Linked DNA regions of Homo sapiens: region 2 is linked to region 1. A link is an interaction called in ENCODE POLR2A ChIA-PET data of the cell type or tissue named here. Cell type or tissue: B cell. All regions are shown on one strand. Each heading gives the region's core, and the rest is flanking DNA. Links, peaks and the distances in the headings are about the cores only.

Region 1 (15,986 bases), core at 5,433-13,432:
TGTGTCTTTGAAGTCTTCTCCCCGGCCCCCAGCACCTAGCAAGCAGGCAGTACATGTGCATTCTGTGAATGAGTGAATAAACTCGCAAACGAATGAATGAACCTTTTATCTCGTGTAGGAATCTGCCAAATGGCTATTCACCACTGGACACCTCCAGGGAGAGGCTACTCCTGAGACTACCCACTCCATTTCTGACCACATACAGTAGTTTAATGTTTTACTCCGGATTAAAAACTACACCTCTGTCACTGGCACCCACAGGCCTTCATTCTGGCCTCTGAATCTACATAAAACAATCCGCTTTCATTTTCCACCTAATCACCCTTTCTGAAGCAGCAATATCAGCATCATCTAGAAACTAGTTAAAAATGCAAATTGCCAGGCTCCACCCAGACTCATGAATCAGACAGAAACTCTAGGGTTAGGGCCAGCCATCTGTTTGAACAACTCTGCAGCTCCCCCAAGCTAGGTCCACATACGCCCATGTGTCCAGGTGCTGCTCTCAGAACCAAAGGACGCTGCTGTCCCACAGAGAGGAGGGCACATGGTCACTGAGCAGCCCGGCCCAGCCCAGCTGCCCCATTCTCTGACCACATCTTGTTCTCATCTCCTCCCTGACGAGGGGCTGGCTCAGCAGACCGGCAGGAAGCCGTCTCTCACCATTGGATTGCATTAGGATTTTCAGGAAACGACTTGTGAGTGATGTGCATCCAGGAAGAGAAAGGACTGTGCAAGATTTCCCATTCCGCCCACTCCTTTTTTCTAGCTTTAAAAGAAAAGCAATTTCTGTTCTACCCTGCTGCCCCCTGCTCTGTCTGCTCTGTGCTCAGGAGCCCACGGACAGGCAGAAATCAGTAGGACACTCTGCCATGTCTCGGCACCATCATAATAATAGCCAGCACTAGAGTTGAGCAAAATCTGGGTCATTTAGATTCCAAAGTCCCTGAGCAAAACCTGCATCTTCAGACTCCCACCTAGGAAAATAAGCTACCCCCAAATACCGGACATAAAACATTAGGTCACTCTCTAGGGAAGAAGAACTGGAACCTGTACAAGCAGCCAGGCCCTGAAAGTACACTGCAGCCTGAAAACAGCTCAGACCCGTCTTTCCTAAGGCTCAGAAGCTTCAAACTCAGGACAATTCCTTTAAGTTCTATTTATCGTCAGACAAATTTCAAATGCCTCTCTAGGCTAAACCACCCTCTAGAGAGGAAGGAGCAGTGACACTAAAATGAATTTGCAAAACATCTTCTGGGAGCTCAAACCTTCTTCCTCCTGCTTCAGATAAGCAAACCAGTGAAGATAAAGTGATAACAATTTCCCATTTACCTTGAAAAACACCCTCTGCAGACGAGCTCAGCATAGGCGAGCATCACTCTGCTCATCTCAGTAGCAAGTTTTGCTGACACCTCCTTTCTCTGGGCCTTTCTCTATCTAATTCTTCCAAGAGTCTCCAGGCATTTATACCCTGATGATGCCTTGGGAGGTCCACTTTTCTGGTCTCTCTTATTTCACCTGGAGGGTCTTCATCCTGCCTATGTTAGTAATAATGTTCTCACCATGCGACTTAGCCCAACAACTGCACAACACCTGGAAAGACTGTTCAAAAATACACAATCCCCTCCCTTTTCTAGGGAAGGATTAAGAAATCTGTATTTTTAATAGTTTTTTTTTTTTCAGGTGATTTATGTTTTCGGGTTCTGGGAATTATTCTACTCCATTTGAGCAATTTTAACATTTTTAATTCTTTTTTTTATTTCTAGCCTCCTAATCACCTTCCAAAAGTCTAAAGATGGTGCTAACCCAGCATAGAGGGAAAGTCGGAATGCTTTGGTTTAAGCAGCAGCTGCACTAGGCAACTGCCCTTCCAAAGCCTGGAAATGAAGCAAAAGATGACTATGGTTCCTCTCAATGTCACACAAGCGTACAGCCAGGGCTGGGTGCAATGGCTCACGCCTCTAATCCCAGGACTTTGGGAGGCCGAGGCAGGTGGATCACACGAGGCCAGGAGTTCCAGACCAGCCTGGACAACAGGGCGAAAGCCCGTCTCTACAAAAAAAAATAGCCAGGTGTGGTGGCGCGCACCTGTAATCCCAGCTACTCAGGAGGCTGAGGCAGGAGAATCGCTTGAACTCGGGAGGCGGAAGCTGCAGTAAGCTGACATTGCACCACTGCACTCCAGCCTGAGTGACAGAGCCAGATTCTGTCTCAAAACATTAAATTAAAAAACACTAAGGGAGCACAGCCAAGCCTTAGACTCTCAGAGGCCTGTCTACGGTTCTCTGGACTTTATGGGAAGAGTGTGGCTTTGAAAGATGTACTATTTACAATTAATTAGGACAGCCCTTGTTCCACTCTGTAAAATCAGATGTTAACTTGTAAAAACTTAATAAGATACAACAGAAATGCAAATATTTCCATCTAGTAGAAAAGATAACCCCAAAGGTTATGATTTTACAGCCCCTAGGATATTAACTAGTTTTGTGTCTAATTTAGCAATCTTATCTCAGCATTCCTTTTTTCACTATTAAATACACACACACCGCCACACAAATACGTCTTAGTTTCCCTTATCCAATTTTAAACCAGTTTTATCATCTTGCTGGTTAGCCCATTAATTAGATAAATAAAACTTCGAGAAGTGCTCACTATGTATTTGTATAAAAATTGTTTTCACGTGAGCCACATAAACCCCCTCCATTTTCTAGACTGCAAAATGAACAGACTAATAATCACCATCAGTATCACAGCGATGCTGAGGATCAAATGAGAAAATACATTCAAATCCTAGCTCTTATAAGTCGTGTGAATTCAGACTGGTCAGTAACTTCTCCGTGCCTATGGTTTCTCATCATAAAATGAGGAGAATGACAAAATCTACTTCACAGTGCCCCTGTAAGATGTTAGAATAGTGCCTGGCATATAGGAAGATCATATGAACAAATGTGAAAGAATTATTTGTAAAGTAGAAAGTATTTGTGCTTTACAAATATTGCTATCATTTTCTCCAGCACTAGCTATATATACACGTGGCAAAATCTTGATCATTGTTAAATCTAGGTAATGGGCATCTGAGGTTTATAATACTAGTCTCTCTCCTTCTGGGTTTGTAAATTTTGACAATATTTTTTAACTGGCTAGGTGATACGGTGCAAGTCACAAACTACTCAGCCTCAGTTTCCCTTTCTATCAAGCAGAAATGGCAATGCCCAGGACAGACAGGTACTGGAAAGTGTCTCTGAAAAGCAGAGTGCTATTCTAATGTCATGGCCTGCACTAGTCTAGATTTGGGACAAAATAAATTCAGTGAGTATTGTTTTGTTTTCTAAGATGCTGAAAGAAAAGCAGGGAAGAGACAGCCAGAGCTGCTTCAGAACCAAGATTTCTACATCAGTACTCATTCCACCTCTGACTCCAAAGGAATGGAAACAAACCAACGTGCCAAAGGCATGGCCCTAAAGCCAAATAAGGGACTGATGAGTCCAGGGGGCTGCAAGCAGACACATTCCTTTATGAGGGAACAGAAAGGCGAAGGAAGGGGGAACTTTGGAGGTTGCTCCTAGAGTAAAAAATTGGGACCTCCTCCTATCCCAGGGACTCCCTTGAATAAGCACCATCGTTGCCAGAGGACCAGCTTTGGAAGCAACACTCCGAAGGCAAAAATGGCGCCATCCAGAAGCCTGGCAAAAGGCCAATGCTACTCAGTATGTTTTCTTTAACTTCCTATTAAGGAAGTTTCCAAACAATGCGTTAAGTCAACACTCCCTTTCACCAACCACTTCCCACGACATCTTCTCCCAGTCCGCACAAGACCTGGCACCCTTCCGACCAGTTTCTGGTCCTGTGTTTTGCTTTTACATTATATACCAAAGGATGTTTGGATGAGCACCACTGACTCCTTTGGCCAGCAGGGTCTTTACTTAATCCTCTTCAGGCCTCCCTCGTGGCTGCCTCTGTGAAGATGGGTAACCTCTCTGCACAAATAGAGCTGACTTCTTGAGATCAGACAACTTAACTGGCAGGGACCTGCGGGGCCCTCAAAATGGCTCACCCAAGAAGAGTTCACAAATTTGTTTTCCAGTGTCCCGAATAGCCCATTATGTGTATTTGTTGGAATTAGATAAGAACAGTTCGGGGAAATGAGGTGCTACCTTTAGAATTTCTGAGAAAAATCTAAAAGCGAAAATGGTGAGTAGGAACAACTTCTCTAGCAACCAGTTTTTGGTAAATAACCACAGTGTTGATCAGATTAGCCGATACCACAGAAAACCTGAAGGGAAAGACGAATGTAAGAGGGTATGAGGAAACTGCCATATCATAAAGAAAAACGGTGTGGATAAGACACAGGGGAAATGAAGAGAAGGACCCTCTGAGATCACTGGAGCTGTGAGAATATGCTTAGAAAAAAGGGAATAAGCGGACCACTCCCTGAAACTAACAAACAAACATAAAACAGGTAGGTGAGGACCACAAACCAGCCTGCTAAATGTAGGTGCTTAGCCCTTTTTAAGCTCTGATTAAATATCCCAGTAACTTTCATAAACTTGCCCAATGTTTCTTAGCATACTAAGACACAGACCGCACCCAAAGCATAAGTCAAGGATGTCAGAACTTGGAAAGCCCTCATAGATCATAGTGGATACCTATTGTCAGAGCCTGCCCAGCATCCATGCCACCTTCTTGAGATAAACAGTGGCCCAACTTGCATTTAAAGAAATACTCCCCTCTCGTTGCATTGCTGACTAGGGCACCTGGAGTTGGTCAAGATCCCTGCCCTTGCCTGGCCAAATGAATGCTTCATGATATGCCTGGACAGTCAGATCTCATCTCAGAATTTCAAGATGATAGTACATGAAGGGACCGTCTATTCATTCTAGGATCTCAACCTTTCCAAACCTTAGTTTTTCAACTTTTCCCTCATTCTATGCGTTGCCCCATATCCTTTCCAAAAAGATTGTTTAGGAGAAGCGAGGGTTAGTGTGTAAGTTACAGAGTCTACCGCAATGAAACATTATTTATATACCACCCTCTCTGCCCAACCCTGACCTCCACTTTTACAGATGAAGAATCTGAAAAAAAGCAAAAGCAACTTGCCCAGCATCACACAGTTTTTGTTTCTAAACCCATCATTTCAATAAACTAGAGTAAGCTAAATGTCAGTGGTAGACAAGCCAAGAGTTGGGCCATCCAGACACACCCAGTAGGCAGAGAGAAAGGCTCTTCATGCAATCTCATGAATAACTGCATATTAAGCAGTGTAATGTGGTACAAACTGCAGGCCACCTGGCATCAGGAGGCCAGAGTTTCTCACAGCTTGATTTCGTCACTATTTGCTGGGGGTCCTTGATCAAGACGCAGCACCTTTCTGAGCATCAGGCCTTGCAGGCCCTGCACCTGCAAGTCCACTTGCACCCTCCACAAACATGTATGGAGGTCCGTGATGTGCAGGCACTATGCTAGGGGATGGGGCTTCAGCAGCCAGTGAGGCAGGCCTAGGTTTCCTGCCCCTCTCCTGGCTTGGCACCTGCAGCTCCCAAGTGCTTGGCAAATGCTGACACCATGCAGAGGGCAGGTGTCACTGTCTGGTCCCCAGAAGGCACTGTTTCACAGCTCATCTTCCTTCCTGGAACAGCTGCAAACCAGTGTGGTAACCAATTTCTAGTTTCTCCTAAAAAGCTGTCTACACAGTTATGGAGAAGGGATGTATATGTGCACGCACACGTGTGTGCATGCATGTGTGCGTGTTGAGAGCAGAGAGCAAGGCCAGTCTAGGGATCAGGAATTAAGGATACTCACTCAACATGGCTGCCCTCCTTCTCCAAACCCATATTCCTATCACCATATCCCTGAGAGGCCAGTTTGACCTTTGCATTCTTACCCAAGCCCCAAATCTAGCATCAGTGAGTCAAGAGATAAAGAGCTTCTAGAATACAAAGAGCCTGACATTCCTTCCAACACTTAGATCACTCTTTTCCCCAGCACTCCAGTCTCCCTCCAAAGGAGTCCCTTTCCATGACTTGCCCTTCCCTTCTCCAGAAGGGGGGCCTTGGAAAAAGAAACCATGCTTGATATAATGCAGCCATTATAGCTCCTTGGCCCTTCTGGCCCTCTCCCCGGGGAGACTGATGCAAGAGGAGAAAACGTGGAGACTGCCAGTTTTCTGCAAGGAGGAAAGGGGGGAAGTGAGACACATGGGAGCCATGGAAGAGGCTGGAAAAGAGCCACAAGTACAGAAGTCATAAAGACCCCATTTCTCCTTCAACCGGCTGAGGAAAGTCCGGCCCAGCTCCACCTACTCAATGATATCATTGTTTTCAACAAAAGCCGGTTTCAGAATCCCTAGAGAGGTCCCCAATGAAGCCTCAGCTGCTGGAATGGGCAGAGGTCTCACCAGTTCCTAAGAGACCAAGTGCTTAGAATTTTAGATAAGGAGGAGAAAACAGAGAAAACCAGGGGAGGCACAGATTTTGCTTCTGCTGGGCCTGTCAGCGTTATGGAAAGAGTACAGGACACTGCTTTTCACACAGGTTTTATTATTGCATCCCCATGATGATCCTGCCAAGGTGGTGACTAGGAATTATTACCTAGTCTAATTAGTCCATTGAGTCTAATTACCTATCTAATGAGAAACCTAAAGATCCAAGGAAAGAGGTGGCTTGTCCAAGGTCCCACCACAAGCTAAGGAAAACTCCAGGGACAGACACCACCATTGCTGTGGTTTGAATGTATCCCCGCAAAAGCCTGTGTTGGAAACTTAATCCCCAATGCAACAGTGTTGGAAGGTAGGCCTCATGAGGAGTGATTAGGCCATGAGGGCTCCACCATAATGAGTGGATTAATGCTGTTATAAAAGGGCTTGAGGCTGCAAGTTTGCTCTCTTGCTCTTTTTTTCATGTGCTATCTTGCCCTTCTCCCTTTCACCATGGGGTAGCATAGCAAGAAGGCCCTCATGAGACGCTGATACCTTGATGTTGGACTTGCCAGCCAGCAGAACTGTGAGAAACAGATTTCTTTTCTTTATAAGTGACCCAGTCTCTAGGATTCTGTTTTGCCAATGCAAAATGAATTAAGACAACTATCCTGCTACTTATTCAAGCTAGAAACTTTGGACTGTCCCTTGAAACCACCCTCTCCCTCAGCCCACATGCAACCCATTTCCCAGTTTCCATGATTCCACCCTATAAATATCTCTGGAATCTATCCTCTTCTCTTTATATCAGCTACCTCTTCCCTAAATTAGTCCTTCTCAAATGCGTTTTGGATGCTGTCACTATGTGACTTTTAAAATATTCTTCATCCGCTTCCCATTGCCCTAGAGATAAAAGCCCAAACTCTTTAAGGTGCCTACAAGGCCCTTTAAGGACTCACCTCTGCCTGCCTCACCAATTTCTTCTCTCATCATTTCCTTCCTCCTGCTCTCTGTTCTAACTATAGAGAACTTTTCATTTTCAATGTCATTCTTGCCTTTGGGCCTTTGATCCTGTGATCTGTGCTGCCTGGCACATACTCCCTATTGTATGAGCCAACTCTGCCACACTCTCCACCACCATCACACTCCCCCTTTTCTTTACTTCCTCCTATCAGACTTCCCGTGCCCCCAATCCAGAGGAAGTTCCCCTTCCCCATGTTCCTACAGTACCCTCTACTTCCTCCCTCCTAGCAGGTCCCACATTGTTCTGTAACTGTTTAATTATCTGTCCCCTCTACTACGTTCTAAGCCCCATGATGGCAGAGACTATTCTGATCACCATTGATTCTCCCGGGAATAACCAGGACCTATCCCAGTGCCTGCCACATAGTTGGCACTCACAATATTTGTTTAATGAAGGAAGAGAAGAAAGGAATAACATAAATTAGGAATTCTCAATGAGTAGTCCAGAACTCAAGCCCAGTACACTGGGAAGAGACTTGCCAGAAAAGCCAGGGATTCTCTGACTCAATACCTGCCCCAGTTGAGTTTGTGCAAGACCTAGCAACTTGCCCCATAGTACCCAGAAGACTATTCACTTAGTTTATTCAAGGGGTCAGCCAAAGGTCTGTGTATGTCACTGAGTTCTAAATAAAGAAAAAGCAAATCTTAATTGCTCAAAATCAAAAACATCTCCTGGGTGAAATGTAAATGTAGTTTCATTTTCAGGACAGAATCTGTCCAGGGGCCACATTGTCAGCCTCCTCTCATTTTTCTCCAGGATAGTCATGCTCCATTGCCCAACCACAAAGGGTAAAGAGTAGGAAACACCCTCCAATTTCCAGAGAGCCTAGATGAAGAGTTTAATCACATCCTCGGAGCTGGGAGAAAAGAGAAGGCCGAAAGAGCCTCTCCCAAATCCAAATGTATATCCATAAATCCGTCTGCATCCCGCCCACCAGCCTTGCATCTCAGGAGGCTTCCCCATCTACAGAAGTTGTGAAGAAGCCATCAATGCCTTGTGCTCAGCCCCTTCCAATCCATGGGCTCCATCCACCAAGTACACCTCCATCCTCTTGGCTCAGCCCAAATTGTTCTTCAGTGGGGAGGGGTGGGAGGAAAGCTACTTCTCTTCCAAGGTGTAGAAATACAGCCTAGCTTTTAAGTGCACTTCAAGTATGTTTCCTAGAAGTAGCTCACCTACTTCCCTGACCACATGGGTCTGCCTGAGGCAAGAGAATGCAACTCAAAGTCAAAAATGGGAGAATTAAAATATTGAGCTCTATGCCACTCAAATCCTCTGGTAGCCCACCAGTGGAAGAAAAAGCAACCCGTTCCCCAACCTCAACATATCACTCTTCTGAATTCAAATATTTGGCTAGTTAGGGATACTAAATTCCTAAAAGATTAGTAGCACTACAGTTTTAGGTTCCCTTTGATCCAGACCAAACATTTACACATTGTTTTCTCAGTCTGAATTCCTTTCTCATTCTCCATTCATCTCATCTCCCTCCCTCATCAAAAGCCTCCCATCATTCTGCAAGACAATATTTCAAGTAACCCTCATTAGGGAAGGCTCCCCTCTTCCCCAGTCACAAATTCCCGTTCCTCTTGCCTTCGCAGTTCTTTACTTTCAATTCTACCATGTAAATTTGTAATCTGTTTTGGATTATGCTGTTTGCATGCTGTTTTCTCTCCCACAGAGTCTAAACTGCCAGAAGGTAAGAATATCCTGTTTTCATGCCTAGTCTCTACAGCACCTAGCACAGGATTCTACATAGAGGTGCTCAATCAGTATCCCCTGAAATCAAACTTGTAGAATGGAGAAAAATTAGCTCGAGCTTAAAAGGCAGATCTATCAACTAATGAATGGGTTAACAAAATGTGGTATATCTATATAATGTAATACCATATAGCAATAAGAATACTGATACATACTACAACACGAATAAACCTCAAAAACTTTACCCGAAGTGAAAGTAGCCAGTCAAAAAGACCACATATTGTATAATCCCATTTACATGAAACATCCAGAATAAGTAAATCTGGAGACATCAGATTGCCAGCTTCATAGGACTGACGTGGGGTGGGGGAGAATGAAGAATGACTGTGCTCCTTTTCTAGGACTACCGTAACAAAGTATCACAAACCAAGTGGCTTAAAAATCGGAAGTTTATGTCACACAGTTCTTGAGGCTAAAAGTCCAAGATCAAGCTATCATCCTCTCTCTGCAGGTGCAAGGAAAGGGCTTATCCCAGGCTCTCTCCTGGCTTCTGAGTTCCTTCGCCTGTGGTGGCATAACTCTAATCTTCACATGGCATTCTCCCAGAGTGTGTGTCTGTTTCCAAACCTCCCCCTTCTAAAAGGACACCACTCATGCTGGATTAGAGACCTGCCATACTCCAGTATGATCTCATCTTAACTAAATACATCCACAACTCAATTTCCAAATAAGGTCACTTTGAGGTACTGGGGATAAGGACTTCAACATATGAGTTTGGGGGGACACCATTCAACTCATAACACTGCTGATGTTTTTTCCTTTTGGAGTGGTGAAAATGTTCTAAAATCAGATTATGGCGATGGCTGCATGACTTTGTAAATATACTAAAACAGATGAAATTGTATACTTTAAATGAGTGAACTATATGGTATGTGAGTTGTATCTCAGTAAAGCTGTTTGGAAAAAAAAAAAAAAAGACAAGAGAGCTTGGGTTTAAAGAGTCTGCCCAAGCTCAATAATCAACTCAATGGTGTGTTTGGGAAAACAGGATCTCTCAACAAGGGCAGTGAGATATAAACTTGCAGAGGAGCCAAGGGCAACTTGCCTTTATATATCCACGTTACATGTAAATTCGCTTTGACTCAGTTGGGTATACAGTGATTCATACCATCATTCTCTCTACTCTGCACGTTTGATAATTTTTCACTATAAGAAGCTGTAAGAGTTAATCATGCATACACATAGACTATAATATCACACAGCCACGAAAATGATATGATAGTCTCTTCAATAAATGGTGGGAAAACCATATGCAGAAGAATAAAACTAGGCCCCTATCTCTCATTGTATACAAAAATCAAATCAAAACGGATTAAAGACTTAAATCTAAGACCTCAGGCCAGGCACAGTGGTTCATGCCTGTAATCCCAGCACTTTGGGAAGCCGAGGCAGGCGAATCACCTGAGGTCAGGAGTTGCAGACCAGCCTGGCCAACATGGTGAAATCCTGTCTCTACTAAAAAGAAAATAATTAGCTGGCGTGGTGGTGCACGCCTGTAATCTCAGCTACTCGGGAGGCTGAAACAGGAGAATCAATTGAACCAAGAAGGCAGTGGCTGCAATGAGCTGAGATTGCGCCATTGCACTCCAGCCTAAGCAACAGAGCATGATTCTGTCCCCCCAACCCCAAAAAAAAAAAAAAAAAAAGACCAAAAAAACTAAGACCTCAAACCATTTAACTGCAACAAGAAAACATTGGGGAAAATCTCCAGGACATTGGTCTGGGCAAAATTTCTTGAGCAATACCCCACAAGCACAGGCAACCAAAGAAAAAATGGACAAATGGGATCACAACAAGTTAAAAAGCTTCTGAACAGCAAAGGATACAATCAACAAAGTGAAGAGACAACCCAAACAATGGGAGAAAATATTTGTAAACTACCCATCTGACAAGGGCTTAATAACAAGACTATATAAGGAGCTCAAACAACTCTATAAGAAAAAAAAAAACTAATAATCCAATCAAAAGTTGGGCAAAAGCTTTGAATAGACATTTCTCAAAAGAAGGCATAAAAATGGCAAACAAGCATATGAAAAGGTGCTCAACATCACTGATCTTCAGAGAAATGCAAATCAATACCACAACAAGCTGGGTGCCTTGACTCATGCCTGTAATCCCAGCACTTTGGGATGGATCACTTGAGACCAGGAGTTTGAGACTAGCCTGGTCAACATGGCAAAACTTCATCTCTACTAAAAATACAAAATGCAAAAAAATTAACCAGGTGTGGTGGCGTGCACCTGTAGTCCCAGATACTCAAGAGACTGAGGCTCAAGAATCGCTTGAACCCAGAAGGCGGAGGTTGCAGTGAGCCAAGATCGCACCACTGCACTCCAGCCTGGGGGACAGATCAAGACTCTGTCTCAAAAAACAAAACAAAGCAAAACAAAAAAAACCGCAATGAGATATCATCTCACCCAGTTGAAAGATAGGCAATAATAAATGCTGGTGAGGATGTGGGGAAAAGGGAACCCTTGTGTACGTTGCTGGTGGGAACATAAATTAGTACAACCACTATGTCATGCTACCATATGATCCAGCAATCCCACTGCTGAGTATAGACCCAAAAGAAAGGAAATCAGTGGGCCAGGCACGGTGGCTCATGCCTGTAATCCTAGCACTTTGGGAGGCTGAGGTGGGTGGATTGCCTGAGCTTAGGAGTTCAAGCCCAGCCTGGGCAACAGGAGTTTGAGACCAGCCAGGGCAACAAGGTGAAACCCCGTCTCTACTAAAAATACAAAAAGTTAGCCGGGCATGGTGGTGTGTGCCTGTAGTCCCAGCTACTCGGGAGGCTGAGACAGGAGAATTGCTTGAACCTGGGAGGTGGAGGTTGCAGTGAGCCGAGATTGTGCCATTGCATTCCAGCCTGGGTGACAGAGCGGGACTCTACTCAAAAAAAAAAAAAAAAAAAAAAAAGGAAATCAGTATACTGAAGACATACCTGTGCTCCTGTGTTTGTTGCAGCAGAGTTTACAATAGCCAAGATTTGGAAGCAACCTAAGTCTCTATCTGGGATGAATGGATAAAGAAAATGTGGTACATATACACAATGGAGTACTATTCTGCCATAAAAAAGAATGAGCTCCAGTCATTTGCAACAACATGGATGGAACTGGAGATCATTATGTTAAGTGAAATAAACCAGGTACAGACAGAAAGATCAACATCCCATGTTCTCACTTATTTGTAGGATCTAAAAATCAAAATAATTGAACTCCTGGGCAGAAAGAGTAGAAGGATGGTTACCAGAGGCTGGGAAGGGTGTAGTGGGGAGATGCAGATAGTTAATGGGTACAAAAAAGAATAGAAAAAATGAATAAGACCTATTATTTGATAGCACAACAAGGTGACTACAGTCTATAATAATTTAACTATACATTTTAAAATAAAGAGTATAATTGGACTGTTTGCAATGCAACGGATAAATGCCTGATGGAATGGATACCCTTTTCTTCATGATGTGCTTATTTCACATTGCATGTTTGTATCAAAATATCTCTTGTACCCCGTAAATATATACACTTACTATGTATGTACTCACAAAAATTAAAAATTAAAAAAGGAAAAGATAAAATTACTGAGATTTGTTTCATGGGCTAAAAAGTAAGTAAAAATAGAACTTCTAATTAATTTTTTTAAATATGATAAAGGTACATGGAGACATATTTATAATATGCTCATAATGTGAAATGGTACATTCAACCTTTGGGGAGGTATCTGTTGTTGTATAAATGCAAAATGGTACATTCAGCCTTTGGGGAGGTATTTGTGGAGTGAGAGGTACAACTTGTCAAAATTTAAAAGCGTTTTAATTGTGTACTCCATAGGATCCTGTAACTCTACATCTAGGTATCAGTGCTACAGAAATACTTGCAAATGTGCTTAAAGATTATGTACAATCCTATTGCTAGGATTATTTGTAATAACAAGAAATCAGAAACCTAACTGTCAGTTAATAAGGAAATTAATAAATTTTGATTCATCCATTCAGTGGAATCCTATGTCACCATTAAAAAGAATGAAACAGGTCTATAAATGTGCTCATGTGGAAAGACACTGAAGACAAAAAATAAAAAAGCCAATTATAAAATAGTATATAAAGTACGATACCATGCATTTAAAAACTCTATAACTTGTTTAATTTTTCTCTGAAGTTTTATTATGAAAAATGTCAAACATTCCAAAAAGTTCCATGTAAAATCTTTTAAATGTTTTTAAATGCCCATGCTATATTTCCAAGTGAAAAAAAATAGGTTACAAAACCAAGAATACACTATGACCTCATTTGTATATAAATATACATAGGGATTTTTAAAATCTACATAAAATATTAAGTTCATGGTAAATGCTCACTCCCTCAATGCCAGCTATTGTTGTTATCTGAAGGTAAGCAGCCTGATGATAAAGGGGTCCCCAAACCCAAGCATCCTGACTTCTTCCAAGTCCACAGCTTCCCTTAGTTCGGATAAGGGTCCATCTAAGGCCAACAGGGCAGTTGACAGCTTCCTCCCATTCATTTTACCCCGTGCTCCTGCTGAAGAGCAGCCAGGAGAAATAAGCTTGAGACAAAAGAAAACCGTGGACATCCTTCCTGGCTGCACAGGCAGCCCTGGCTGCGGATCCCTGGAAGGAGAGCCGGAACCAGTGAACAAATCCCAACCTCATATTGGACAGTTCAGGGCCTCATCTGATTCTGCAGGCACAGAAAAGAGGTACAGTTTGGCCCACTGGAGAACACTGCAAAGCAGTGTTTTCGAGATACAATTAGGTCAAACTGGGCATCGCTGGAGAGCAGAAGTAATTTCCTCCCAGGGGCAATGGGTTTTAAGGTCAACTCTTCTTAATTACATTTGGAAACCAACTCAGGGGAATTCCCTCTGACTTCATTCTTAAATGCTTTTCTGACCCTGCAAAACACAAATAACAGTGTCTATTTATTGTGCTCTCATAGTGCACCAGGCACCCTGTAAATCCTTTAAGAGCATTACGTTATTGAATTCCACACACATCCTATGAGGTTATTATCCCCATCACGTAGATGAGAAAACTGAGACTCTCAAAGGTTGAGCGACTTGCCAAAGCTTACACCTCCAGGTAGTGCAAGGAGCCAAGCTTGGGATGCACACCTGCCTGGATTACACTATCACATTACACTGACATGCAAATTCTAACCAGGGCCTGGGAAAGGTAGGAGGAAAGGGAAGGGGGAGAGTAGAACAATGAAGAAGAAATGCCAGTGCTAACCAAAAAAGAGCCCAAAGCATAATGAGCCAGGACTATGCATCTGAGAGGCAATATACTGCCCCAGTTAAAAGCCTGGACTTGGGAGTCAAACAGATCTAGTTTCACATCCTGGCCCTGCTCTTCCCACCCACATGACTTTTAGCAAGTCACACTGCTCCACACCTCAGGGTCCCCATCTGCCAAATAGGGCTAATATAGGAATCTACTCTTCATTGGTTGGTTGTGACAAGTGAAGTAGATGACCCATATAAATACCACAGTACGATGCCTGTTATACAGGCATCTCCTACTTTTTAGCTATCACCATTTGTTAATATGTGACAATCATTCCTAGTTATCCTCAGCCAGAAGTTCCCTAAGGGCAGACAGAGCATCAGAGAACATGACCCGGAACTTGGGTAATGTAGATAAGCAATAACCACACAGATTATTGCTCAATATGTTTTTTTCTCTTGTCATTTTCATGCTTGAAGAAAGCTGCAAGGGCCACATGTCACAGCTTGCATCCCCAAAACACCTGAAAACATTTGTTCTGGACGTTGCATTAGTACAAATTAGCATGTATTGAAAACCTGCTTGCTATGTGCCAGACGTTGTACTAAGTGCATTGTCATACATTATCTCCTAACCTCACAAACCCTGTGTGTGTGTTTCCTGGGGCTAGTGTGTAATAAATTGTCACAAAATTGGTGGCTTCAAACAACAGAAAGTTGTTTTCACACAGCTTGAGAGGTCAGAAGAATGAAATCGGTATTATTGGGCCAAAATCAAGGGGTCAGCAGGGCTGCGTGCCCTCTGGGAGAATCTGTTCCTTGCCTCTTCCAGCTTCTCCTTGGCTCATGGCTGCACCACTCTAATCTCTGCCTCTGTGATCACATCACTGTCTCCTGTTCTGTCTATAGTCAAATCTCCTTCTGCCTCCCTCTTATAAATATATTTGCCATTGTATTTAGGGCCCATCCAGGTAATCCAAGATAATCTTCTCATCTCAAGATCTTTGATTTTGTTGTTGTTGTTGTTGCTGTTGTTTGAGACGGAGTCTCGCTCTGTCGCTGAGGCTGGAGTGCAGTGGTGTGACCTCAGCTCACTGCAACCTCTGCCTCCCAGGCTCAAGTGACTCTTCTTTACTGCAACCTGTTTTATCAGCAAGGTTTTTATAACCTGTTTTTTTTTCTTTTTCTTTTTTTTTTTTTTTTTTTTTTTTTTTGAGATGGGGTCTCACTCTATTGCCCAGGCTGGAGTGCAGTGGCACAATCTCGGCTCACTGCAACCTCTGCCTCCCGGGTTCAAGCAATTCTTCTGCCTCAACCTCCCGAGTAGCTGGGACTACAGGGGCGCACCACCATGCCCAGCTAATTTTTGTATTTTTAGTAGAGACCAGGTTTCACCATGTTAGTCAGGCTGGTCTCGAACTCCTGACCTCAGGTGATTCACCTGCCTTGGCCTCCCAAAGTGCTGGGATTACAGGCGTGAGCCACCATGCCCGGCCTCAAGATCTTTAACTTAATCACATCTGCAAAGATTCTGCCACATGTTCCAGGGATTCGAATG
Region 2 (15,986 bases), core at 3,308-11,307, 130 kb after region 1:
TCCTGCCCCAGCCTCCCGAGTAGCTGGGATTACAGGCGCTCACCACCACGCCCAGCTAATTTTTGTATTTTTAGCAGAGATGGGGTTTCACCATCTTTGCCAGGCTGTTCTGGAACTCCTGACTTCCAAGTGATTCGCCTGCTTCAGCCTCCCAAAGTGCTGGGACTACAGGCGTGAGCCAACTTGCCCGGTCCTGAACAATTATTTTTAAATGGACAAAACCATTTAAAGATATATGTTCATAAGACTACTTCGTGGTGTAACCAAATTATCAAAAAGTGAAAACTCAGTGCCTGTAAGTGTATCCACTTTTCACCATTTTCTCATTTTGACCAAATTGTTGTATTTTCACCTGGAGTACTTGGCTCCATTCTACCCCACCCCACCCCATCTTTCACCTCTCACCTTTCAGAGTCTCCTAAAACCCCTAGCCACCCCATACCTCCTTCACTTTTCTAAACTCCCCAAACTTTCTTCCAGAATTTCCCTGTTAACCAGCCTAACACCTGTCCAAGCTTTTCATTTGCATTTCTCCCTGCTCTGATTTATACTCCCCCAACCCCCCACCTCCCAGATCCCCTTGAAGCATATGCTCTAGAGCAAGTGCCCCCCAAGCTAAACACCTCCCAGATTCATCCTTCTGAATCCTACCCTACAACTTTACTCCTCTCCTCTAAGACTCCTCTCACCATTTCATCCTTAAGAAGGATCATCAAGATGACTGCTTTTGGCTGGGTGGGCGTGGTGGCACTTGCCTGTAATCCCAGCACTTTGGGAGGCTGAGGTGGGTGTATCTCTTGAGGTCAGGAGTTTGAACCCAGCCTGTCCAACATGGTGAAACCCCGTCTCTACTAAAAGTACAAAAATTAGCCAGGCATGGTGGCGAGTGCCTGTAGTGCCAGCTACTCAGGAGGCCGAGGCAGGAGAATTGCTTGAACTGGAGGTGGAGTTTGCAGTAAGCCAAGATTGCACCACCACACTCCAGCCTGGGAGACAGAGTGAAACTCCGCCTCAAAAAAACAAAAAACACAAAAAGGGTGACTGCTTCTGAGGATGGTTCTGAGTTCCTGATAACCCTTCTCTTAAGGACTGCACTAGGCCATTTTACATCCTCAGAATGGCTTTTCTTCTGGGTAACCATGAAATACCCCTTTAGCATACCTTTTCCACAACAAGAAACTGTGGTTACTCCCCTGTTCTTTTGAAAATTATGACAGAGCTGCACTTGTCCCAAGAAACCCGGGGAAGCCTCAGCCACTCCCTCAGGACCCCATCAAATGTGCTCTGGCCCAGGCCCCAACCGTCTGTAACCTGTGCCACCTTTCCCTCCCTGCTCCAGCTTAATGAATTCCAGTGAAGCAGCGATGAAAAAAACTTTACCCAAGAGCCATTTATCTCGGGTGATTATTCATGATAACCGCATCACACAACGAATCTATGAGATGGAGGTAAAGTAGCCACAAGCTTTTGCATTAGAGGGTGTTAGTGGCTTGACCCATATTCATTTCATTCTCCCTATATGCTGGGATATCATAGAGGTGATAGGGAGTCATCAAGGTGCTCTAAGGCAGGCCCCATTTTACAGAGGAGGCAATTGATACTCGGGGTTACTGACTTGCGCAAGGTGTCGCACCTGTTCCTGGGCTAAGGGAGCCAGAGAGAAAGACTCCATGTCTCTTGGGTCTTTTTTTCTGAAAGCACATTATCTCTCTATTTAGGGAATCCATGAATGGATTCTTATTTTCTCCCATACAAAGTCTTGGGTCCTAGGCCACACGCAGTGGCTCATACCTCTAATCCCAGCACTTTGGGAGGCTGAGGCAGGAGGATCACTTGAGGTCAGGAATTCGAGACCAGCCTGGCCAATATGGTGAAATCCTGTCTCTACTAAAAATACAAAAATTAGCCAGGTGTGGTGGCAGCCAGGTGTGTGGCAACAGAGCAAGACTCCATCTCAAAAAACAAACAAACAAAAAAACAGAAAACCAAAGTCTTGGGTCCTAGAGTTTGAATGGGCCTCAACACCATCTTGTCAATTTTTTCCTTTGGGGATTATCCCCATTTTCCAGATGAGAGCTGAGGCTCTTCTCCCACTTTTTGCTATGGACAGGTAGAGTTTCACCTGCTTACTCGAAATCCTGAGTGCTGTCACCCCACTGTTCCCATAGACCCTGATTGATGGATTCATTAAACCTGTCCTTAGGGCCTGCTTGGGACAGGTACTGTGTTGGGCGCTAGGAAGAGACAAGTGAACAAGATGGACTCCAGAAACACACTCATTCTTTCAAGCAGAGCAGGGTGCCCAGGGTTGAGCTGCTGCCACCTTCTTTTCTTTTTTGAGACAGAATTTCATTCCTGTTGTCCAGGCTGGAGTGCAGTGGCGCTATCTCAACTCACTGCAACCTCTACCTCCCGGGTTAAGCAATTCTCCTGCCTCACCCTCCCAAGTAGCTGGAATTACAGGCATGCACCACTACGCCCGTCTAATTTTTGTTTTATTAGTAGAGACGGGGTTTCACCATGTTGGCCAGGCTGGTCTCAAACTCCTGACCTCAGGTGATCCACCCACCTCAGACTCCCAAAGTGCTGGGATTACAGGAGTGAGCCACCACGCACAGCTGCTGCCTGCTTCTTGACTCTTTTGAGCTTCCTTCCATGTTCCAGGGTCAAGTCTGGATGGGCCCACAAAATTCTAACATTAAAAACAATTGGAGATCCTTAAGAGATGGTGCCAGATCCTCTTGAAGGTCACAAACACCAAAAGAAGAGTAGGGACCCGGGCATTTCTCTTTCTGCTACACTTCCATGGGTGTGGTGTAGTGGAAATAGATGGGCAAGCCAGCTTTGTGTGACCCTGTGTGAATTACACTTCCTCCAGACTCTGCTTTCTCATTTGTAAAATAGGATCTATTAAGATCCTCTCAGTTGCAGGTAACATAAACTGAACTTGAACTAGTTCGAGCAAGATAGAGAAGTTGGGTTTACATAATCAAGGATGGATAGGGCAGAGTCGCCAATGTTTTTGGGGAAAGTAGCCAGGGGCTGTACTACCACCAGGTATGTCTTCCATTCTCTCTCATCATCTTTGTATCCCCTTTTTTTAATTTCCTTTTTTTTTCTTTTTTTTTTTTTTTGAGACAGGGTCTCACTCTTTTGCTCAGGCTGGAGGGCAGTGGCATGATCACAGCTTGCTGTAGCCTCAACCTCCTGAGTTCAAGCAATCCTCCCACCTCAGCCTCCCAGGTTGCTAGGATTACAGGCACGTGCCATCATGCGCAGCTAATGTTTTGCACTTTTAATAGAAACGGGGTTTCACCATATTGCCCAGGCTGGCCTCAAACTCCTGGGCTCAAGTGATCTGCCCATCTCTGCTTCCCAAAGTGCTGGCATTATAGGCATGTTCCACCATGCCCAGCCCTTTGTGGCTTTCTGTATTTAGTAGGTAGAGGCCAGGGACACTGCTGAATATCCCGCAGTGTATGGGACAGCCCTCCACCACACACTGCCTAGCTCAAAATGTCAGTAGTGTCAAGGTTGAGAAACCCTGATTGGTAAGAGTCATGCTCAAGGTAAAATCACTAGTTGAGAGAGGCCAAAAAGCCTACTGTCATGGGGTGTACTAGAAAATGGTGGTAAGCCAGGGTGGTGGCTCACGCACTTTGGAAGGCCGAGGCGGGCGGATCACCTGAGGTTGGGAGTTCGAGACCAGCCTGACCAACACGGAGAAACCCCTCTCTACTAAAAATAGAAAACTAGCCAGGTGTGGTGGCACATGCCTGTAATCCCAGCTACTTGGGAGGCTGAGGCAGGAGAATTGCTTGAACCCTGGAGGCCGAGGTTGCGATGAGCCAATATCGCATAATTGCACTCCAGTCTGGGCAACAAGAGTGAAACTCCCTCTCAAAAAAAAAAAAAAAGAAAAGAAAAGAAAAGAAAATGGTGGTAATAAGGTTGGGCACAGTGGCTCACACCTGTAAGCCCAGCACTTTGGGAGGCTGAGGCAGGTGCCTCACTTGAGGTCGGGAGTTTGAGACCAGCCTGGCCAACATGGTGAAACCCTGTCTCTACTAAAAATACAAAAATTAACCTGGTGTGGTGGCTCAAGCCTGTAATCTCAGATACTTGGAAGGCTGAGGCACAAGAATCGCTTGAACCCAAGATGTGGAGGTTGCAGTTAACCAAGATTGTGCCACTGCACTCTCCCTAGCCTGGGCAATAGAGTGAGACCCTGTCTCAAAAAAAAAAGAAAAAAAGAAAATGGTGGTAATAGCAGCGACTTGGTAATGGGGCTGGATCAGAATAATCTCAGGTGCATGACAAAAGTGGAGATTGCTGGCCCCCATCCAAACCCTATTAAGCAAGAATCCTTGGGGCCTACGTTTCTATCAAGCAACTGAAATGCTTCTGATGCTCAGCCAGGTTTGGAGAACACGGACTTGAACTATGACATTTAGTGCCCACCCTCCCTCTTTAATTCCTCATGTCAAGTAATCATGTCAATATTGACTGGCCTTTATGAAGAAGTCCTTTGCTTAACCTTGTGCTAGGTCTTCAGATAATGTTAGTGCTTATCAGAATCCCCTGGAGGGCTTGTTAAAAAACGTACATTCCCAGGATCACCACCCACCACATTGTTTCTACATGCCCCAAACCCTCCCATCCTTCAAAACCTAGCCTCAGTTTATATGCTAACTTCTCTGGGTAGCTTTTCTTTTCTTTTCTGAGACAGAGTCTCGCTCTGTCACCCAGGCTGAAGTGCAGTGGCATAATCTCGGCTCAATGCAACCTCTGCCTCCTGGGTTCAAGCGATTCTTGTGCCTTAGCCTCCTGAGTAGCTGGGATTACAGGCACATGCCACCACACCCAGCTAGGTTTTTTTTGTATTTTGAGTAGAGATGGGGTTTCCCCATGTTGGCCAGGCTGATCTCAAACTCCTGGCCTCAAGTGAGCCACCTGCCTTGGCCCCCCAAAGTGCTGGGATTACAGATGTGAGCCACAGCGCCCAGCCAAGTGAAATTTGTCGTGATATCTCCCTTCCTTGAACTCTGTGCTTCTTTTGGAAGTGGATCACTTTCTCTCTTAGAAATATTTGGGCATGTGGGCCGGGCACGGTGGTTCATGCCTGTAATCTCAGCACTTTGGGAGGCCGAAGCGGGTGGATCACGAGGTCAGGAGATCGAGACCATCCTGGCTAACATGGTGAAACCCCGTCTCTACTAAAAATACAAAAAATTAGCCAGGTGTGGTGGCGGGCGCATGTAGTCCCAGCTACTCGGGAGGCTGAGGCAGGAGAATGGTGTGAACCCAGGAGGCAGAGCTTGCAGTGAGCTGAGATCGCGCCACTGCACTCCAGCCTGGGTGACAGTGCGAGACTCCATCTCAAAAAAGAAAAAAAAAAAGAAATATTTGGGCATGTGTCTTACATCCTGACTACATTGGAGTTACTGTGAAGACCTGTGGCAGTTTTTCTTAGTATCCTCTCCTGTAGCTAGCTCATTGGAGTAAATGCATAAGACATAGGATGTTGGCTTCCCACACCTTACCGCCTTTTGGGGGACAGGACAGAAGTTATACAATAGAAGAAATAAGTAGAATTCAGTGTGAGACAGAGTCTCACTCTGTTGTCCAGGCTATAGTGCTGTGGTGCGGTCTCGGCTTACTGCAGCCTCCACCTCCTGGGTTCAAGCAACTCTTCTGCCTCAGCCTCCCGAGTAGCTGGGATTACAGGTGCCTACCACCATGCTTGGCTAATCTTTGTATTTTCAGCGGAGACAGGGTTTCACCTTGTTGGCCAGGCTGCTCTCAAACTCCTGACTTCAAGTGATCCACCCTCCTTGGCCTCCCAGAGTGTTGGGATTACAGGTGTGAGCCACTGCGCCAGTCCTTGGAGTTATCTAGCTTAATGCATGCTTTTTACAAATAGAGAAATAGGCTCTCTGTGAGTCAAAGTATATGGAATGTACATAGGGTCCAGCTGACACTTTTCCCACTCCCCCATCAGTAGCACAGATGTCTGCCCTGCTGCGAAGTAATCCTAATCTCACCTCTTTAGGATCTTGATCCTAACCTCACCTCTGTTTTTTGTAAGGTGAGCGCTTTAGAGAAGACCAAGAAAAAGATCAGCCACTACTATGAACACCTGAAAAAAAAGTTCATGACAGAGCAGCTCAGAAAGCTCGGGCGATGGAGAGAGGAATCCGTGAACAGCAACCGGTACTTAACCTTCGGGATACCACCACCAGTTTAAACTCCAGTCTCCCAAGAAAGGCCAACCACCCTAGTTCTGGCAAAGGGATCTGCCCCAGGGTCACGATGACACCAGTGTGACCCGAGGAGAACTAGTAACTACAACCTACACAACTGTAGAACAATAAACAGAAACCAGCAGACAGCGGAGCATAATAAATCCTCAGCAATCCTCATATTCCTTGCCCATGCATCCCCTCTATTTGGTGAAGGAGGTCCTGATAGTCTCGTAGATGCTCAACTCAAAAAGGTGGGATCAAGCTAGCTTCCATGCTTAAGGCAAAGATTGACCTCTCGGTGCCCACATGTCTGAGGTGACATGCCGGGCCAAGTGTGCTGGGACAATGGTACCTTAGATGGAAGGCCTCAGTAATGCCACTGCCTGGCATTCCAGTGGTAAGGAGGTCAGGGGGAGGCATCAGAAGGACCTGGCTTAAGTGCTATTTCTACCACCAGTCAGTCTTGTGACCTTGTCACCTCCTTGGACCTCCATTTCCTTATCTGAAAGAATGTGGTAGTAGTAAGGGAACCTACCTCCAAGGTCTAGCATGAGGATGTAAAGTGCTGAGCCCAGGGCTCATCATTTCCAGTGGTTCTCACCATGATGGCTCCAGTAGCCTTCCAGTGGTCCCCACTCCCTGTTCTGCCTGCTCTCCAGACTACACCTGGATAGTCCCCACACTGTAGCTTTATTTGCGAAGATCCTTCATCTGGAATGTCCCTTTAGCTCTCTCTTCATCCTTCAAGGCTTATCTGTATGTCATTTCCTACATGGCATTTTTTTCTTTTTCTTTTTCTTTTTTTTTTTTTTTTGAGATGGAGTCTCACTCTATCGCCTAGGCTGGAGTGCAGTGGCGCAATCTCGGCTCACTGCAACCTCCGCCTTCCAGGTTCGAGTGATTTTCGTGCCTCAGCTTCCTGAGTAGCTAGGATTAAAGGCATGCGCCTCCACACCTGGCTAACTTTTGTATTTTTAGTAGAGAAGGGTTTTCGCCATGTTGGCCAGGCTGATCTCGAACTCCTGACCTCAGGTGATCCTCCCTTCTTGACCTTCCAAAGTGCTGGTATTACAGGCATGAGCCACCGTGCATGGCCACCAAAGTCATTTAATTCCTGGAGACCCCTAGCAGGAACACTTTCCAGCCCAGCGCTTTGTTAAGTCAGAAGTGTTACTCTGCCTATTAAAATTCTGGGCCTGGTCCAACTGCTGACTTTGAAAGTCTGCAGACCTATGAGGGCCGAGGGGACAGAGCCAGGGGCAGGCCTTGGACTGGGACCTCCTGCCTCCCTCAGTAACCTCTCTCTGGGTTTCAGCTCTCCCACTTGCTCTTCAGGAATGGTGGGGCTGGTGGGTGATTTCTGCACTTCCTTCCATTTCTCAGATCCTGAGATGTGGCACAGAGCTTTGCATACATAATGCTTCACGAATGTCTGCTGAGTGGAAGGAAACAAATCCTGCTCTGAGCAAAGCAAGAAAGTCCAGGCTTATCAAAATGATCACTCAGGGAGAGTTTAACTTGACTAATCACTTTACAAAGTGATTCCCAGTGGTATTCCTTATCCAGTCTGCTCATCCAGGAGCATTTTCAAAGCTTCTGTCACCAAGCCACTGTCATTCAAGTTGCGTCTTCCAGCTAATGGAAGTACCCCCATACAGGAGCTTTGTGCGATAGTCTTAAGTTTGGCCAGGCGCAGTGGTTCATGCCTGTAATCCAAGCACTTTGGGAGGTCCAGGTGGGAGGATCACTTGAGGCCAGGAGTTTGGGACCAACCTGGGCAACGTAGTGAGACCCTGTCTCTACAAAAAATAAAAAATAAAATGAAAAATCAGCCTGGTGTGGTGGCGCATGCCTGTACTCCCAGCTACTCGGGAAGCTGAAGTGGGAAGATTACTTGAGCCCAGAAGGTCAAAGCTGCAGTGAGCCAAGATCACACCACTGCACTTCAACCTGGGTTAGAGAGCGGAAACCCTATCTCAAAAAACAAACAAACAAAAACTCCCTATAGTTAAAAAACATTCACCTTCCACATCATCCAACACATGTTTATTTATTAATAGCTCCTTATACATACCAGGCACTCTTGTAGGTGCTGGAAATCATTAGTGAACAAAACAGACTCAAATCCTCTGCTTTCATGAAGGCACGATCCTCAGCTCACTGCAACCTCCGCCTCCTGGGTTCAAGCGATTCTCCTGCCTCAGCCTCCCAATAGCTGGGATTACAGGTACCCATCATCATGCCCAGCTTTTTTTTTTTTTTTTTTTTTTTTTTTGTATTTGTGTAGAGACAGGGTTTTACCATGTTGGCCAGGCTGGTCTTGAACTCCTGACCTCAGGTGACCTGCCCGCCTCAGCCTCCCAAAGTACTGGGATTACAGGTGTGAACAACTGCACCCAGCCAAAGCTTATATTTGAATAGTCTCGGGGTGGTGGAGAGGGGAGTAGGAAGAACAGGAATCAGATGAAACAGGAATCAGCTGCTGGAGTCTGGTGCCTCTGGCTGAAGGCAGGATGCCTCCTTTGGGCTTTATGGGGAGAATCTGGTTTGCACAGTATTTTCTCTGTACGATCCTTTGACATCTGGAAATGCTGTTCCCAAGCCTGGAAGGCTGTGTGTGTCCCTCCCTGCTTCAGTGAGGTTTCTTTTATCTGATGTGCACGATCTTTGCAGTCAAATGGCTCTGATTTGGAATCTCGGCTCTGCCTTGCAGAAAGAAGAACGTCATTTTGCCCCTTGGAGCTTCACCTTCCTCATCTGGAAACTGGGAATAATTGTAGTACCTATCTTATAGGCTTGTTCTGAGAACCCAGTTAGCTTGACAAGAACCTAGCCCAAGGCCTAGCATCTTGTAGGTGAATCGGAAGGGGGTTCTGTTGGGAATTGTAATTGTTGCGTTGTACCTGGAGTTGACACATACACTTCAAGAGGCAGCCTGGTGCTGGGGAGTGAGCCTTGGAATAAGAATCTAGAGGTGGGAGTTCAGCTTGTGTGATTCCTCAGTTTCCTCTGAGACCCTGAGCAACATACATTCCCTTTCTGAGCACTGATCTGCTCTCTTCCCTCATGTTCAGTTAATCCCCTAGGAGGAGGAAATTGGGTTGAGATAGATCCATATCCTCCAGGGGGCCTTGGAGCATCCCAAGCCAGCATGTGCCTGTTGGGAACCTGGTCAGGAGCAATGGTTGGTCACTGGGGTTCCAACCAAGCCTTCCACAGTTACTTCTGGGGGGCTGAGTGCACTCGTTCCACAAGAATGAAATGGTCACCAGGAAGAATTCTTCCTTAACTTTGTCACATTAGAGGGCTGGGAGGGCCTGATTCCCTGGAATCTGCCTTTTCAACCTGATTTCCCATACTTCTTCCCATGGGCCAGATCCCATGAATTCTCTCACTTCTCCAAACAGGCCCCTTGATTTTCCACCTTGGAACTCACTTTCTTCCTCCCTTCCTCCCTCCCTCCCTTCCTTCCTTTCTTCCTTTTGTTCTTCCTTTCTTCCATTTTTCTTCCCTCCTTTCTTTCCCCCCACCCCTCCCTCCTCCTCTCCCCTCCTCACTTCCCCCCACCCTTCCCTCCCCTCCCCTCCTCTTCCTCTCATTGCCCAGGCTGGAGTACAGTGGCATGATCATAGCTCACCACAGTCTTGAAGTCTTGGCCTCAAGTGATCCTCCCACCTCAGCCTCTTAACTAGGACTATAGGCATGTGCTACCATGCCCCACTAATTTTTTTCACTTCTTGTAGAGACAGGGGTCTCACTGTGTTGCCCAGGCTGGTCTTGAACTCCTGGCCTCAAGTGATCCTCCTGCCTGGGCCTCCCAAAGTGCTGGGAATACAGGTGTGAGCCACTATGCCTGGCCCACCTCAGAACTTTTGATTCTACTGTTCACCCTGAAAGGAATATAGATTTCCCCTCATTTCTACCTGAGGAAATTCAGCTCAGACCTTTCAGGGCCTGCCCTGACATGAGCTCTGCCTTCCAAGACTAGACTCTGTCCATCTCCCATCAGACTAGGAGTTTCCACCAGGCAGGGGTTGGACACATCAGGAAAACAGAGGCTTGGATGGATAACCCTTTCTTTGCAAATTGCATTATGCAGAACCAGCCATATTCTCTGGAGCTCTCAGGTAATTTCCATGGTGGTCCCCCCAACCCCTCATTGCTTTAGAGATTCTGCATACTTCACTAAGGAATCATTGACTCCTCTGAAAGATTTTCAGATAAAACTTGTCACTATCACTCTAAGCTGAGGTCACTAATTAATAGTCCTGGGACCAATAGCAGGGCATTGGTTTGATCAAACACTATGCTTCTCATGGTATTGAATTAAAGTACTTTGGGTGTGGTATGGAAGCTGCAGTTAGCTGCAGCTCCCACCACTGCCATCTCCCTAAACCCAAGTGCACTTAATCTCCCTGGCCCCTGAAGGTATGTGAGTTTGTGATCACTCCAAAGTGTTAGAACAGCAGTTCCTTTAAAATAACTAACAAGTTTAAAAACTTTAAAATTGTAATACAAGCACTATATATAAAATTCCATTTAAAGGGTATTCAATAAAGGAAAATTCCCCTCCTCCTCTCCAGGGCCACAGCAATAACCATTTCTGTGTGTCCTTCCAGAAATGTTCTAAGAGTATAGGCCCTTAAGATGCCCTTTATGGGCTTCATAAATTACGTGCAAAACTTTATTTTTATGTATTTATTTATTTGAGATAGAGTTTGGCTCTTGTCACTCAAAAAAAAAAAAAAATTAGCCAAGTTTGGTGGCACATGCTTGTAGTCCCGGCTACTTGGGAGGCTAAGGTGGCAGCCGTGACTGCACCACTGCACTCCAGTCTAGGTAACAGAGTGAGGTCCTATCTTTAAAAAAAAAAAAAAACAAGAAAAAAAATAGAAACAGAAAAAAAGAAGCCACCAGCCTGGCATTGCCCAGCTCAGTCAATAAAACATCCTTTTTTTTTTTTTTTTTTTTTTTTCAGGAAAAGTCATTACAAATGTTTGGCCAAGGGCAGGTCTAGCATGTCTCCCAGAAATGGGCCTGCCTTAGTATCCCTTATATACCCAGGAACTAGCTAGAAAAAGCTTGAAGGAAATCTGGTCTCAGTATAAACATGATGATGGATTTCACAGTGCAACAGTTGGGAGCCCGTAGTCAATTTTGCTTTCTGTAATTAGAGGTCTGTGGGGTGCATTCCTATGCACAGATGGCATTGTGATTCCCATTTTACAGAGTAGGCAGAATTTCAGAAAAATTCCAGGGTCTGCCTAAAGTCAAAGCCAAGTGGTGGAGCCGGGCGTGGTGGCTCATGCCTGTAATCCCAGCACTTTGGGAGGCCGAGGCGAGTGGATCACTTGAGGTCGGGAGTTCGAGACCAGCCTGACCAACATGGAGAAACCCCATCTCTATTAAAAAATGTAAAATTAGCCAGGAATGGTGGCGCATGCCTCTAATCCCAGCTACTCGGGAGGCTGAGGCAGGAGAATCACTTGAACCTGGGAGGCAGAGGTTGCAGTGAGCTGTGATCGCGACATTGCACTCCAGCCTGGGCAACAAGAGTGAAACTCCATCTAAAAAAAAAAAAAAAAGGCCAAGTGGTGGATGAGTCAGGATGAGAATCCACACCTCTCAATATTCATCCCAAGCTCCTTCCTAGGTGCTACTGGGCCACAATTCAGAGGTGGAGGGTAATGGATTCCTAGGACTTTTTTTTTTTCCTATTTTTATTTATTTATTGAGGCACCACTGCACTGTGTCTTTGGCAACAGAGTGAGAACCTGTTGCCAAGGATGCAGTGCAGTGGTGCCATCATAGCTTACTGCAGCTTCAACCTCCTTGGGCTCAAGTGATCTTCCCACCTCAGTCTCCCAAGTAGCTGGGACTACAGGTGTGCACCACCACTCTAGGCTATTTTTTTTTTTTTTAACTTTTTGTAGAGAAGGAGTCTCCCTATGTTGCCCAGGTGAAGGGGGCCAGCCCCTCCACACCTGTAGGTATTTCTCATGAGGTGGAACGAGAGACTGAGAAAAGAAATAAGACACAGAGACAAAGTACAGAGAAAGAGCAGTGGCCTAGGGGTCCGGCGCTCAGCAAACGGAGGACCCACGCCGGCACTGGTCTCTGAGTTTCCTCAGTATTTATTGATTACTATTTTCACTATCTTGGCAAGGGGAATGCGGCAGGAGGACAGGGTGATAGTGGGGAGAAGGTCAGCAGGAAAACATATGAGCAAAGGAATCTGTGTCACAAATAAGTTCAAGGGAAGGTACTATGCCTGGATGTGCACCTAGGCCAGATTTATGCTTCTCTCCACCCAAATATCTCAGTGTAGCAAAGAGTAACAGAGCAGAATTGCTGCCAGCATATCTCGCCTCCAGCCACAGGGCGGTTTTCTCCTATCTGAGAATAGAACGAATGTACGATTGGGTTTTACACCGAGACATTCCGTTCCCAGGGACATGCAGGAGACACAGGCCTTCCTCTTATACTAATCCTCCTCAGCACAGACTCTATGGGTGTTGGGCTGGGGGACGGTCAGGTCTTTCCCTTCCCATGAGGCCATATCTCAGGCTGTCTTAGCGGGGGAAAATCTTGGACAATACCCAGGCTTTCTGGGGCAGAGGTCCCTGCAGCTTTCCGCAGTGCATTGTGCCCCTGGTTAATCGAGAATAGAGAATGGTGATGACTTTTACCAAGCAACCTGCCTGTAAACATATTGTTAACAAGGCACATCCTGCACAGTCCTAGATCCCTTAAACCTTGATCCCATACAGCATATGTTTCTATGAGCACAGGGTTGGGGCTAAAGTTACAGATTAACAGCATCTCAAGGCAAAACAATGTTCTTAGTACAGATCAAAATGGAGTTTCTTACGTCTTCCCTTTCTACATAGACACAGTAACAGTCTGATCTCTCTTTCTTTTCCCTACACCCAGGCTGGTCTCAAATTCCTAGGCTCAAGTGATCCTCCCACCTCAGCCACCCAAAGTGCTGGGATTACAGAAATGAGCCACTGCGCTTGGCCTCTAAGGGCATTTGGATTTAACATTCCACGATAGGAAAGCAGGGCTGCATGCTTCAAGGTCAAGAGTTACCTGCCCCTGGGATTTGTAACGAGATCACCATTTCAACAGAGTTCATTCTGAGAAATCCTCAGGGCCAACATGTCCCTGTTTATCTGACAGTGTATTATAAACTTCACAGAAACTTCTCAAACCAAATTTAATTGACTTTGGAAAGAAAGTGATTCCTCACTTTTGGAGTGGAAAAGTTAAAGGTTCATGAAATCAAACAGAGGCCTAGAATCCCTGTTCCAAGCCAGGCTATTAGGCGATGGGGCCATTTCACTCTCCCCTACTATAGGACTGCATTCAAACCTCAACATGACCTTCTTCCTGGGTTGTCTGAGTAAAAGGCTGCTCTACTCTGAGTCCAAAAGAACAGAGTGAACTGTTTAGGAAAAGGATGTGGACCTCTCAAAAGCCCTCAACCTTAACTTCTCCCACTTAGGATATGAAATCCTGGTCACACCATGTCCAATTCTGAATATTTAAAAAGAGATTTAGGCCAGGCGCGGTGGCTCAAGCCTGTAATCCCAGCACTTTGAGAGGCTGAGGTTGGCGGATCACGAGGTCAGGAGATTGAGACCATCCTGGCTAACACGGTGAAACCCCGTCTCTACTAAAAATACAAAAAATGAGCTGGGCATGGTGGCGGGCGCCTGTAGTCCCAGCTACTCGGGAGGCTGAGGCAGGAGAATAGCGTGAACCCAGGAGGCAGAGCTTGCAGTGAGCAGAGATAGTGCCACTGCACTCCAGCGTGGGGGACAGAGCCAGACTCTGTCTCAAAAAAAAAAAAAAAAAAGATTTAAAAAGGAGCAAGGAGCAATGGCTGGGCCTAGTGGCTCAGGCCTGTAATCCCAGCACATTCAGAGGCCAAGGCAGAAGGATCACTTGAGCCCAGGAGCTCGAGACGAGTCTGGCCAACATAGCAAAACCCCATCTCTATTTTGTATAAAAATCTAAAAGAAAAAAAGTAATTAAAACTTTGAAAAGAAGGAGTGAAAATTATGTTTTCTCAACTATGGAAAAAAATGCTCAGGAGGAAGGAAATATATCACAGTACTAAGATGTTGACTAGGTTAGGAGGATGGGGATATTGTGGTTGGACTATATTTGTTTTCCCTTTTCTACAAATCAGCATGTAAAATAAATTTCTGACCAGGCGTGGTGGGTCACGCCTATAATCCCAGCGCTTTGGAAGGCCAAGGCAGGCAGAGCACTTGAGCCCACGAATTTGAGACCGGTCTGGGCAACATGGTGAGACCCTGTCTCTACAAAAAATGTAAAAAGATATAAAAAATAATAATTAGCTAAGCATGGTGGCCAGTGCCTTTAAGTTCCAGCTACTCAGGAGGCTGAGGTGGGAGGATCACTTGAGCCTGAGAGGTTGAGGCTGCGGTGGGCGGTGATCACACTACAGGATTCTAGCCAGGACAAGAGAGTGAGACCATCTCTAAATCAATAAATAAATAAATAACTTTCAGCCAGGCACGGTGACTCGTGCCTGTAATCCTAGCACTTTGGGAGGCAGAGGCGGGCAGATCACCTGATGTCAGGACTTCAAGACTAGCCTGGCTAACATGGCGAAACCCTGTCTCTACTAAAAATACAAAATTAGCCAGGCATGGTGGCATGTGCCTGTAATCCCAGCCACACGGGAGGCTGAGGCGGGAGAATCGCTTGAACCCAGGAGGCAGAGGTTGCAGTAAGCCAAGATTGTGCCATTGCACTCCAGCCTGGGCAAAAAGAGAGAAACTCCGTCTCAAAAAATAAATGAATAAATAAATAAGTAAATAAATAAATTTCTTGGGGTTCTAGTTCTAAGTAAGATAGAGTAAGCATAGTCTGTCTCTCCCACTGGCTGAAACTAAAAGCCCTGGACAGGATGCATGAAGCAGCCATCTGAGGACTCTGAAATATTAACAAGGCTGGTGCGGTTGCTCATGCCTGTAATCCCAGCACTTCGGGAGGCTGAAGCAGGAGGATCACTTGAGGCCAGAGGTTTGAGACCAGCCTGGGGAACAAAGTGAGACTCTGTCTCTAGAAAAAAATAATGTTTTTTGGCCAGGTGCAGTGGCTCACACCTGAAATCCCAGCACTTTGGGAGGCCGAGGCAGGCAGATCAGGAGGTCAGGAGATTGAGACCATCCTGGCCAACACAGTGAAACTCCGTCTCTACTAAAAATACAAAAATTAGCTGGGCTTGGAGGCACGTGCCTGTAATCCCAGCTACTCGGAAGGCTGAAGCAGGAGAATCGCTTGAATCAGGGAGTTGGAGGTTGCAGTGAGCCGAGCGCCGCTCTAGCCTGGCGACGGAGTGAGACTCCGTCTCAAGAAAAAAAAAAAAAGAAAAAATAATTTTTTTTGGTAGCAGCAGTATCAGTAGCGACAAGAAAAGCACCTAAAACTCTGACAGAGCAGAATCCTTTTATCTGACCAAAGGATCTGCGTTCTGAAAAGTGGAAGAGGAAAATCTCGATTGCCTTTTTTCTCTCTTCATCCTGTCACTTGGCCCAAGAGTACCCGTCGCCATGAAGCCACATAACAGAGCAGGGAGACTAAAGGCCCCAATTTCTAGCTAGAGGATCAGGAAAATGTCTATCAAGAATACTTCTATTTTTGTGCGCAAAAATTAGTTCTATCTAAATAGTAGGCCTTAAAATTGATTTTTAAAAAAATACT

Evidence for each region. Peaks named below come from ENCODE experiments on the same cell type or tissue, not always from the same donor. Only the 100,000 strongest peaks of a DNase experiment are listed, where the experiment ranks them.
Region 2: POLR2A ChIA-PET joins it to region 1 with 16 read pairs; 5 of 35 experiments call an interaction of 5 or more read pairs at or near these places.

What each region holds. Positions count from the first base shown.
Region 1 is chr5:157,540,595-157,556,580 of GRCh38, forward strand. The region is part of intron 3 of ADAM19 (ADAM metallopeptidase domain 19); the gene reads right to left. Among named protein-coding and RNA genes, the nearest start is that of ADAM19, 27 kb to the right of the region's middle. RefSeq lists enhancers at 183-302, 443-542, 953-1,012, 1,173-1,282. In B cell, for the core only: no CTCF peak of the experiment used is centred there; no DNase peak of the experiment used is centred there; H3K4me3 peaks cover 620 bases; H3K27ac peaks cover 7,364 bases.
Region 2 is chr5:157,673,753-157,689,738 of GRCh38, forward strand. It overlaps C5orf52 (chromosome 5 open reading frame 52), which reads left to right. Exons shown (of 3, transcript NM_001145132.2): 2 at 1,340-1,448; 3 at 6,089-6,406. The coding sequence ends at 6,247. Among named protein-coding and RNA genes, the nearest start is that of C5orf52, 10 kb to the left of the region's middle. In B cell, for the core only: no CTCF peak of the experiment used is centred there; no DNase peak of the experiment used is centred there.